Regions from separate parts of the Homo sapiens genome. Here region 2 is linked to region 1. A link is an interaction called in ENCODE POLR2A ChIA-PET data of the cell type or tissue named here. Cell type or tissue: GM12878. All regions are shown on one strand. Links, peaks and the distances in the headings refer to the core of each region. The heading gives the core; the rest is flanking DNA.

Evidence for each region. Peaks named below come from ENCODE experiments on the same cell type or tissue, not always from the same donor. Only the 100,000 strongest peaks of a DNase experiment are listed, where the experiment ranks them.
Region 2: POLR2A ChIA-PET joins it to region 1 with 9 read pairs; 4 of 35 experiments call an interaction of 5 or more read pairs at or near these places.

What each region holds. Positions count from the first base shown.
Region 1 is chr5:134,849,754-134,855,137 of GRCh38, forward strand. C5orf24 (chromosome 5 open reading frame 24) reads left to right here. Exons shown (of 2, transcript NM_001135586.1): 2 at 5,145-5,384. The coding sequence starts at 5,148. Among named protein-coding and RNA genes, the nearest start is that of C5orf24, 6.5 kb to the left of the region's middle. In GM12878, for the core only: a CTCF peak has its summit at 1,782 (motif pointing left); no DNase peak of the experiment used is centred there.
Region 2 is chr5:134,601,048-134,606,431 of GRCh38, forward strand. SAR1B (secretion associated Ras related GTPase 1B) reads right to left here. Exons shown (of 7, transcript NM_016103.4): 7 at 102-5,384. Among named protein-coding and RNA genes, the nearest start is that of SAR1B, 29 kb to the right of the region's middle. In GM12878, for the core only: no CTCF peak of the experiment used is centred there; DNase peaks (open chromatin) are centred at 2,235 and 3,982; H3K27ac peaks cover 1,932 bases.

The DNA of each region.
Region 1 (5,384 bases), core at 250-5,249:
TTCAAGCAATTCTGCTGCCTCAGCCTTCCGAGTAGCTGGGATTACAAGTGCATGCCTCCATGCCCAGCTAATTTTTGTATTTTTTGTAGTGACGGGGTTTCTCCCTGTTGGCCAGGCTGGTCTCGAACTCCTGACCTCAAGTGATCCACCCGCCTCAGCCTCCCAAAGTGCTGGGAGTACAGGCGTGAGCTACCACACCTGGCTAAGTCAGTGTCTCATTATCTTTCCATTGGAATAAATAGCTTTACTCTTGTCAATTTGTGCTTAGAATAGTGTTTTGCATGGAGTTGGCCCTCAATAAATGTGAGTTATGTCAGAACTAAATTTACATAATACAAACTAAAGGCATAAATTCTGGACAATATTGAAGGAATGAAGAAATGGAGATATGTGGTTTTTTGTTTGTTTTCTTTGAGATGGAGTTTGCTCTTGTTGCCCAGGCTGGAGTGCAGTGGCATGATCTCGGCTCACTGCAACCTCCTCCTCCCAGGTTCAAGCGATTCTCCTGCCTCAGCGTCCTGAGTAGCTGGGATTACAGGCATGTACCACCACGCCCAACTAAATTTTATTTTTAGTAGAGATGGGGTTTCTCCATGTTGGTCAGGCTGGTCTCAAACTCCCGACCTCAGGTGATCCACCCGCCTTGGCCTCCCAAAGTGCTGGGATTACAGGCGTGAACCACCATGGCTGGCCAAGATGCATGCTTTTTAAAAATTGCAAGTGTTTTTTTTTTTTTGAGTTGGAGTTTCGCTCTTGTCTCCCAGGCTGGAGTGCAATGTTGCGATCTTGGCTCATTGCAACCTCCACCTTCTGGGTTCAAGCGACACTCCTGCCTCAGCCTCCCGAGTAGCTGGGATTACAGGCGTGCACCACTACACCAGGCTAATTTTTTTTTGTATTTTTAGTAGAGACGGGGTTTTACCATTTTGGCCAGGCTAGTCTCAAACTCCTGACCTCAGGTGATCTGCCTGCCTCAGCCTCCTGAAGTGCTGGGATTAGAGGCATGAGTCACCATGCCCAGCCGCACGACTAATTTTTTAATGGTATGTTTTTTTCAGTGTGGATTGATATCTGAGTCAAGGATAGTGGCATTTTGCCTCTAAAAGCCTAACATAATGTAAGCTGAGACTGTATATCCTGAGTTCTCTGATAGATTATGAATGTTCATATATATATATATATATACACACACACACACACACTACACACACATACATATTTTATACATACAGAAATACATATATTTATTTATTTATTTATTTATTTATTTATTTATTTATTTTTGTTACCCTCCTGGTAAGTCACAGAACTTTTTTTTTTCCCCCACAAAATTTTTGTAAATTTTTGTATTTTTAGTAGAAACAGGGTTTTGCCATTTTGGCCAAGCTGGTCTTGAACTCCTGACCTTAGGTGATTTTCCCGCCTTGGCCTCTCACAGTGCTGGGATTGTAGGCGTGAGCCATCGTGGCCATCCTGGTTGTCTTTACTAATTCTGGCATTTGCTTTTCTTCCATTTGGAAACCAAATCTATTTGACTTTGCAGTAAGAAAGAATTTGTGGATATTTGGTGAGGAAGAGGCTAAAAAGGTGAATAAAAACTTAAGTGAGAATATTTTAAGTTGGGTCTGTGTTTTCATTTTAGTATAATCAAGTGATTTCATGGTGAAGGGTGGATTCCCCGCCCCCCACCCCCCAGGGAACATTTGGCAATGTCTGGAGAAATTTTTCATTGTCAAATATTTAGGGGAAGGGAGAGAGGTGTTGCTACTGACATCTAGTGGGTAGAGGCCAGGGATGCTGCTAAACATTGTACAATGCAGTGGACAAACCACAACAAAATTATCTGACCCAAATGACAGTGCTGCTATTGAAAAACCATGGTATGCTACATTGTAAATTGTTGGTTCTGAAGTTGAATCATCAAAAGTCATATTTGGCTAACCATTTCCTAATGTGTGACCCTGGCAGAATGCTTAAAGTCTGTAAAATAATATTGTATGTTCCTTATAGGCTTGTACTGAGGATTAAATCAGATAATGTGCAAAGAACCAAGCTTATTGCCTGGCACATAACAAAATCCTAAAAAATTGCTAACTTTCAGCCAATACTATGTTTGGAACTCATCTTGAGAGTCTCCTTTTTTCTCATCTGAAATTAGAATTTGAGCTAGTGAAATGATAATTAATAATCTAGTCCTTTTTGTTTTGAGACGGAGTCTTGCTTGTCACTCAGGCTGGAGTGCAGTGGCACGATCTCAGCTCACTGCAACCTCTGCCTCCCGGGTTCAACCAATTCTCCTGCCTCAGCCTCCTGAGTAGCTGGGACTACAGGCACGTGCCATCACGCCCAGCTAATTTTTTGTATTTTTAGTAGAGACGGTGTTTCACTGTGTTAGCCAGGATGGTCTCAATCTCCTGACTTTGTGATCCGCCTGCCTCGGCCTCCCAAAGTGCTGGGATCACAGGCGTGAGCCACCGCGCCTGGCCAATAATCTAGTTCTTGTATCTGTGGGGAATGAGTGAAAAAATTATTCCACTTAATATTTGTGTTTAGCCCAGTCTTGTTTTATGTTCTCAAGTCTAAAAAGCTTTTGCCATAAACAAGTAGCTTCTCACTGTAGATATTTTTCCATCAAATTGAGACTTTAAGCCAGCTTGCCAATTGCTCTGTTGATTCTCAGCAAATGTTTCATAATTTAACAGAATTTGATTCTGTGACTTCATGCTCATTTCCTTTTGCCTTTACAAACTAAAGTAAGTTTACAGTGGTTTTCGCTAACCTTATTACCTGTTTGCAGCCTCTAGGAGTAACTGTTTTCATAACTGAGGTTTTGGTGCACTCTCACATGTATGAAGGGTGCACACAAATATCTCCTAACAACTTGAGGCTGGACCTTAATATACATTTGTGACTCTTTATAAATCCGAATTGGAACCCATATCTTTATCTCTTTTACCTCATCACAACATAATACTGTAGTCTCTATAAAACTGTCATTTCCAGCCAGGCACGGTGGCTCACGCCTATAATCCCAGCACTTTGGGAGGCCAAGGAAGGCGGATCACCTGAGGTTGGGAGTTCAAGACCAGCCTGACCAACATGGAGAAACCTCATTTCTATTAAAAATACAGTCCGGGCACGGTGGCTCACACCTGTAATCCCAGCACTCTGGGAGGCCGAGGCAGGCAGATCACGAGGTCAGGAGATCAAGACCATCCTGGCTAACACGGTGAAACCCCATCTCTACTAAAAATACAAAATATTCGCCGGGCGTGGTGGCGGGTGCCTGTAGTCCCAGCTACTTGGGAGGCTGAGGCAGGAGAATGGCGTGAACCCGGGAGGCAGAGGTTGCAGTGAGCTGAGATCGCGCTACTGCACTCCAGCCTGGGTGACAGAGCAAGACTCAGTCTCAAAAAAAAATAAAAAATAAAATGAAAATACAAAATAAAAATAAAAAATTAGCCAGGCGTGGTGGCACATGCCTGTAATCCCAGCTACTCGGGAGGCTGAGGCAGGAGAATCGCTTGAACCCAGGAGGCGGAGGTTGCGGTGAGCCAAGATTGTGCCATTGCACTCCAACCTGGGCAACAAGTGCGAAACTCCACCTAAAAAAAAAAAAAAAAAAAACCTGTCATTTCCTCTGTCTAAATGATATGGCTATTTAGAGCTAGTTTGTTGTGGTAGTGGTTTTAATAAGTCCTTTATATAAAAAAAAAAAATCACAGGGATGTCCTTACAGACAAAATAGAGACTTTGGACCTTCTTCTTCTTCTTCTTTTTTTTTTTTTTTTTTTTTTTCTATTTCAAGAGCAGGAATCTTGCTATGCTGCCCAGGCTTGTTTCAAACTCCTGGGCTCAAGTGATCCTCCCACCTCAGCCTCCCTTATAGCTGATGCCACCATGCCTGGCTGGACTGTTCTTTAATAAGTCACAGGGCTTGTGGTGTAAGGGAAGATGATCCACACTGTATTTATGATCAAGGGAGAAAGCAATGTTGTACATTCAACTTTTTGTCTTGATAAATACACCTTACAAATAGGAGGTATTGGCTGGGTGCGGTGGCTCACGCCTGTAATCCCAACACTGTGGAAGGCCGAGGCGGGCAGATCACGAGGTCAGGAGTTCGAGACCAGCCTGACCAACATGGTGAAACCCTGTCTCTACAAAAGTACAAAAATTAGCCGAACATGGTGGCAGGCACCTGTAGTCCCAGCTATTCAGGAGGCTGAGGCAGGAGAATCACTTGAACCCAGGAGGCGGAAGTTGCAGTGAGCTGAGATCGAGTCACTGCACTCCAGCCTGGGTGACAGAGCAAGACTCCATCTCAAAAATTTTTTTAAAAAAGGAGATACTTTATTATGGTTGTTATCCATATTTTTGTAGTATAAGTCTTAAGCATTTGTATAATGTTCACTCATTTTAGCTAATGGAAACCTTTGTTTACCTTTTGTATTGGTACTGCCTTCTGTTGGAATGGAGGATGTTTGAAGGGAGTCAGTACCTTGGGCCAAGAGATTGTATTCTTTACACTTGATCTTAGCCAAAAGGCCAAGAAGCAGTAGAGATTGTGTTCATTGCTTGGCACATGCTGTCTTTTGTGAAGTGTAACATATACTCAGGGTTCTGTATAAATAATAAATTACAATAACGATGGAGTGTCCATCTTGTGGAAACTGTTGTCAGGCCAGAAGTATGCATGTGAGAAATACAATAAAAGGCCAACAGGAGGCATTCTAAGAACATCAGGCAAACTGAAAAAAAGAATTGTGTTAATAAGAGTTCTTGGCTTTACTATTATTCTTTTGAGGTTTAGTAATCTAGAAGAGAAAAGCCCACAGAATAGAACATTTGTTTTTGACTTACACACTTTTCTGGTTCCTAATTGGAGAGCATTATAGCTATGAAATCAGTATTATAATAGAGTTATCTTGTATGATGTTTGTCCCATGATTAAATTGAGAAGAAGTGTCCTTGAATCTGCTGATGTGTGTTTGTTTATAAGTGGTCTGGAGTCCTGCCTGTTAGCCTAATTTTATGTAGCCTGCATAGTTGTTGGAAGACAGACTGTTTTCTCACTGAATGCTGCATACAGGTATGTATTTGTGTGTGTGTATTTATATATATTTGTCTTTTATTTTTGGTAGAAAATGATGCATCCTGTTGCCAGCAGTAATCCAGCTTTCTGTGGGCCTGGCAAGCCTTCCTGCCTCAATGAAGATGCCATGAGAGCTGCTGATCAGTTTGACATATATTCCTCCCAGCAAAGCAAATACAGCCACACAGTCAACCACAAACCAATGGTTTGTCAGAGGCAAGACCCATTAAATGAAACACACTTGCAGACTACAAGTGGCAGAAGCATAGAAATAAAAGATGAACTAAAG
Region 2 (5,384 bases), core at 185-5,184, 250 kb before region 1:
AAAAAGTTCTACAATCTTTGCAATTTTCAAAGTCCAAGAAATTTCTAACAAACAAAATGAAAATTATGGTTGAATAATAAAAATGGAACTTGACACTAGAGTTCTTCAAGACCAGATTAGTATTTTATTTTTCCCTTCCTAACACTCAAATTCATGGCAGGTGAAAAGATAATAGAACATAATCAAACTAACATATAAACACAATTCAAAAACGTTTAACCATCTATTATAGCTCTTTGTTGTAAAACACACAAAGTTAAACAGAAACATCTTTATATAAATTATCCTTAATAATCTGTATACACTGTAAAACAATTGAAAATTCACACCAAGATCCTAGTGCAAGCAGTGGTGTACAAAAGTGCAAACAAGGTTAGTGATTAACAACTTACCATCAATATACCACTTCAACATACTTTACATTCAGCCAAATACTGAAGGTTTCACCATGGAAAAACACTTTTATCACTTTTAAAGTAACTTGACTATGTTCACCCTGAGTGCTCTTGCCTCAGTATGGCAACTGATTATGAGTTCAGGTTAAGAGCAACACCAGGGAATACAGAAACCCACGTTAAGTTGGCCATTCTGACATGAATCTATACTTGAAAATGAAAACAATCCCAAAGAAAACCTGTATGTCAAAAACAGAACTGTTCCTGCCTTTCACCCCAAAATATTTAAAACTAAATCTAAGCCACTTTTAAAATGCATGCTGGCCGGGCGCAGTGGTTCACGCCTATAATCTAGCACTTTGGGAGGCTGAGGCAGGTGGATCACGTGAGGTCAGAAGTTCGACAAGCCTGGACAACATGGTGAAACCCTGTCTCTACTAACAATACAAATATTAGCCAGCTGTGGTGGCGCACGCCTGTAATCCAAGCTACTTGGAAGGTTGAGGCAGGAGAATCACTTGAAGCTGGGAGGTGGAGGTTGCAGTGAGTGGAGATCACACCACTGCACTCCAGCCTGGGTGACAAAGCAAGACTCCATCTCAAACAAACAAACAAAAAAGTATGCTGAAGAAGAATCCATCTACTCCAGTGCAGCTTTTCCAAAAATAGTTCTGTGTAAACTCAGTTTTCTATTTCTGCCCTAAAATCTATTTGGGGCAGGGGACACACCTGAAACAAAGTTGGCTTTGGATAACTTCGCTTACTTTCCTTTGAATACTTTGGATTCTGTTTAAAAGTATGATGAAAGCCGTGAACAACAATTAGTGCCATTAAATATATTAGCTATTTAATGCTCTAAATTATAAGGACAAAAATTAATTGGTTCAGAACTGCCTCTTTAATAGACTCTGTGGCTTCCCTTGACACTGGAGGATCTTTAAAATCCAGGTGTTGGGTGGGGATTTGTGAGGGGGAATGGTAACAGGGTTCAGAAGTGGAAACACGGTTTTAACAAAATTCCAGTCACTTTATACAGAGGCAGAGTCACATATCCCAAGAGCTGGTTCTTCTTTTATTTGGTTAAAAAGCACTAACTTGAATTTCAAAAGAAGGATAATAATGGAAATGACCGGAAGCTTCAACATGTAGTTTTAGGCTGGGCACAGTGGCTCATGTGTATAATCCCAGCACTTTGGGAGGCCGAGGCGAGTGGATCACTTAAGATCAGGAGCTCGAGACCAGCCTGGCCAAATAATGAAACCCTGTCTCTACTAAAAATACAAAAATTAACTGGGCATGGTGTGGTGCACCTGTAATCCCAGCTACTCGGGATGGTGAGGCACGAGAATCGCTTGAACCTGGGAAGCAGAGGTTGCAGTGAGCCAAGATCGCACCACTGCACTCCAGCCTGGGCAACAGAGTGAGACTTCATCTCAAAAAAAAAAGAAAAGAAAAGAAAAAACAAACATGCAGTTTTGATAATTTAGTCCTTAATTGAAGCACACTGTTTTTCTAAACTCTTATATTTATAGCAAAGCCTCTGGCTTTTAATGTAGGCTATATTTTATTCACTATTAATTTTGCATTAAGAAACTTATGTTTGCTAATTTCTATTTTTTCATTGTTTCTTGAAGATTTTTTAATGCTTCAACTTTTTACATATGTTTAAAATGATTTAAACAATATGCTCCAAATTAAATGAACAGAAGGAATTTTGAGAGATTTCCCCTTATGTAGCTATTCTCAGTGCACTCTGGTCAAATTTTACTTGGCAATAAATCCTTGCAAACGTCAGTCATGTAAGTGACTAACAAGACTGAAATACCACATTGAGTCACATACCAAATACAGTTTCAGAAAATGTAAACCTTTCCCCTGAAACTCTCCAATCATGTTAACTAGAACTATACTGTTTCTAATGATGGAACCTGTGAAATGCTGGGTTTTGAATGTAGTTAATAAAATAATTTTCTAGAATGCAAGAAACACTATTATCACAGTTATCACCCTATTTTAATGATTTACAAGTAGTTTATGCGCTTTCCATCACTATAAAGTATGGGCCAGTTGAAAATTGGCCGGGCATGGCGGCTCACGCCTGTAATCCCAGCACTTTGGGAGGCTGAGGTGGGCAGATCACGAGGTCAGGAGTTCGAGACCAGCCTGGCCAACATAGTGAAACCCCATCTCTACTAAAAATACAAAAATTAGCCGGGCATGGTGGTGCGCGCCTGTAGTCCCAGCTACTCAGGAGGCTGAGGCAGGAGAATCACTTGAACCCCGGAGGTGGAGGTTGCAGTAAGCAGAGATTGTGCCACTGCACTCTAGCCTGGGCAACAAAGCAAGACTCCATCTCAAAAAAAACAAAAAACAAAAAAACAAAAAACAAAAACAAAAGATGAGCCGGTTGAAAACTAAGAAAGAAACAACGTTCTGCTTTTATGCTATAAACCACAAAAAATTTGTATATGGATCCAGGTACACAAAACTAAAATTTAGGTCTGCACAGGCAGTATCTGTGTTCATATATCTTTGGCACTCATACAAAGATACTGGTTTAAACCAACAGTGAATAATTTTTTTTCATATACTTTAGGAAATGTCTGTTCTCCAATTAAAAAATGCTATAATCTCCATTCTAAAAATTCACTGAGATAAACTGAAATCTATCAATTTAACCAGCTGTGATCCAAAAGTGTAATTAACGGCAGTCAGTGAAACAGGTATGGGATCTCTTTAAAAGTGTAAAAGTGGGTTGAGACCTTATATTTTTACATTTCAGACTTTAGATTTTAAAAAATCTTTTGGACAGTGCCTGATTTGTATGTATACCACAGTGTTAACTACGCCCTAGCATCTTGCAGTGTGGGACACACAATTAGCCTATGTCCCCAGTACTAGTATTTACCTGGGAAATACTCCATGGATGCACACATTCACACAGGCACATGCAGAGTTGTCTTTCCTCTGTGCTTCTACTGTTTCTTGCCATCCTCTTAATTTGGTTCTCTTGAAAAAGAGCAGTACCCAGTGCATATACTCTGGAGAGGTTCTCAAAGCTGGACAGTAAGTCCTCTGGCTCAGGAACTCTGCCCCCTAAAGCTGGGAGGAAAGCTGGTTGCTCCTAAACATGGCTTCCTTTCTAGAGGCTCGGGCCATAAAAATCTTATGTCTTTGGGAAAATATCCACAGTTTAGCTGTGGTCCACAAAGTGACTTTGTTTCTTTGATCCTAGTGTTACAATTAGAATGAGGGTTCTGGAGCAAGATATATTACACCAGAAAGCATTTTTCCTGGCTAGAGAAACCAGTATGTTTTTTTTTCATTTATACCCATTTACAACACAAATAATTAGCTTCTTCAGTATCATAATAGATACTCTAGGAAATACTTGAAGAAAGGCAGGTCCCTGAAGGTACAGATAACATGAACAAGAGGCAGTTATTTTTAATAAGGCTTAGTTCTATTTAGTCAGAACTTAAGGAGTACTTTAAACCTATCTGGAAGAAGAAATCAATAGGCTGCAATGTCATGTTCTACTTTTCCCATAGTGTTACTGAGGTTTCCAGGAAGGGAGGGAGCACTTTTGTTTTCATTTAGAAAGAAGATGAAAGTGAAAACAGAATAGTCAGATTACTGAAACCAAATGTCATCTTAAGAAGCGACCTTGTCAGCTTAGCTAAATAGTAATTCCTTCCAGTCATATTCCTCAATCCTTATCTGCTTCATAGGTTATATTATCAATGACAAAAAGGACTGTAACTCTGACATGGACAATGGCTACAGAAAACACTAATTTTTGATATTAAAATTATTCTTGATGGAATTGGTTAAATATACTATAAAACTTGGCTTATAATCAGGATAAATCTTAAACTTGAGGGTCTTTAAAAATACATTTTTGGCACTTACCTTTCATCTTATATTACTAATGATGGGAATCTCAAACATATAAAAAAAGAATTCAGTTTCTTAGGAAATTATAATGCTTTTGAAAAACTAAAATTTTCTTAGTAAGCCTAGCAATGAGGCTTGCAGGCCCTATCACATGGCAAGCATAATATCTAAAAACAAAAGTCAGGTCAGGCATGGTAGCTCACGCCTATAATCCCAGAACTTTGGGAGGCCAAGGCGGGCAGATCACTTGAGGTCAGGAGTTTGAGACCAGCCTGGACAACATGGTGAAACCCCGTCTCTAAAACAAAATGAAACAGAGCAAAAAAAAAAAAAAAAAAAAAGCCCAACAAACAAAAAGTCTTTGTTGTATGGAGTAAGAACTACCTGAGAGCAAATAAGAAAAAAGAAAATTGGAAACAAGCACTTGTTTTCTTCTACCAGGATATAAAATATGCCAAAGAATACAAAAGAGCTATAGGATAGGAACAAAATCTCCACATATCTCAGACTGACACAGAACAAGCTGTTTTATTCCTCAGATATACATGTCTCTACAATGAAACTGCACACAAGGTCCTACTTATTGCTTGCCCCAGAGAGTACTGTTAAATGTACAGAGACTGGGAATATATCTAAATGTGGAGACACTGGTGCCTGTCATTGCTTTTGGGGAAGAGGCACAGATTACCCCATTGGGCACCAATAAGACTGGAGCACTTCAGAATTAGACAGCTGGGATGGAACTATAGAGCCTACCAAACTGAGAATCAACCTTGTGTACCATAAATGTGCTTTTCTTCAGAAGGCCAATCCCACAGGGACTAGGACACAGACCCCATCAGCAATGGTAGTGGCTGCATTACTAATAAAAATACACATGATTCAGGGATACATGGTATCAGGTGCAACTGACCACAACCATCTCATGGTAAATACCTAAGCCTTGAGAGCCTTAAACGCTATTCTAAATATTCTGAAGGAATCTCCTTTCCCAACAACCACTTCATATGCCTAATATTAAATACTCAAATTTTCAGAGTATACTAGCTAGATAAGACACATTTAAATGAAACATTTGCCCAACAAGGATGC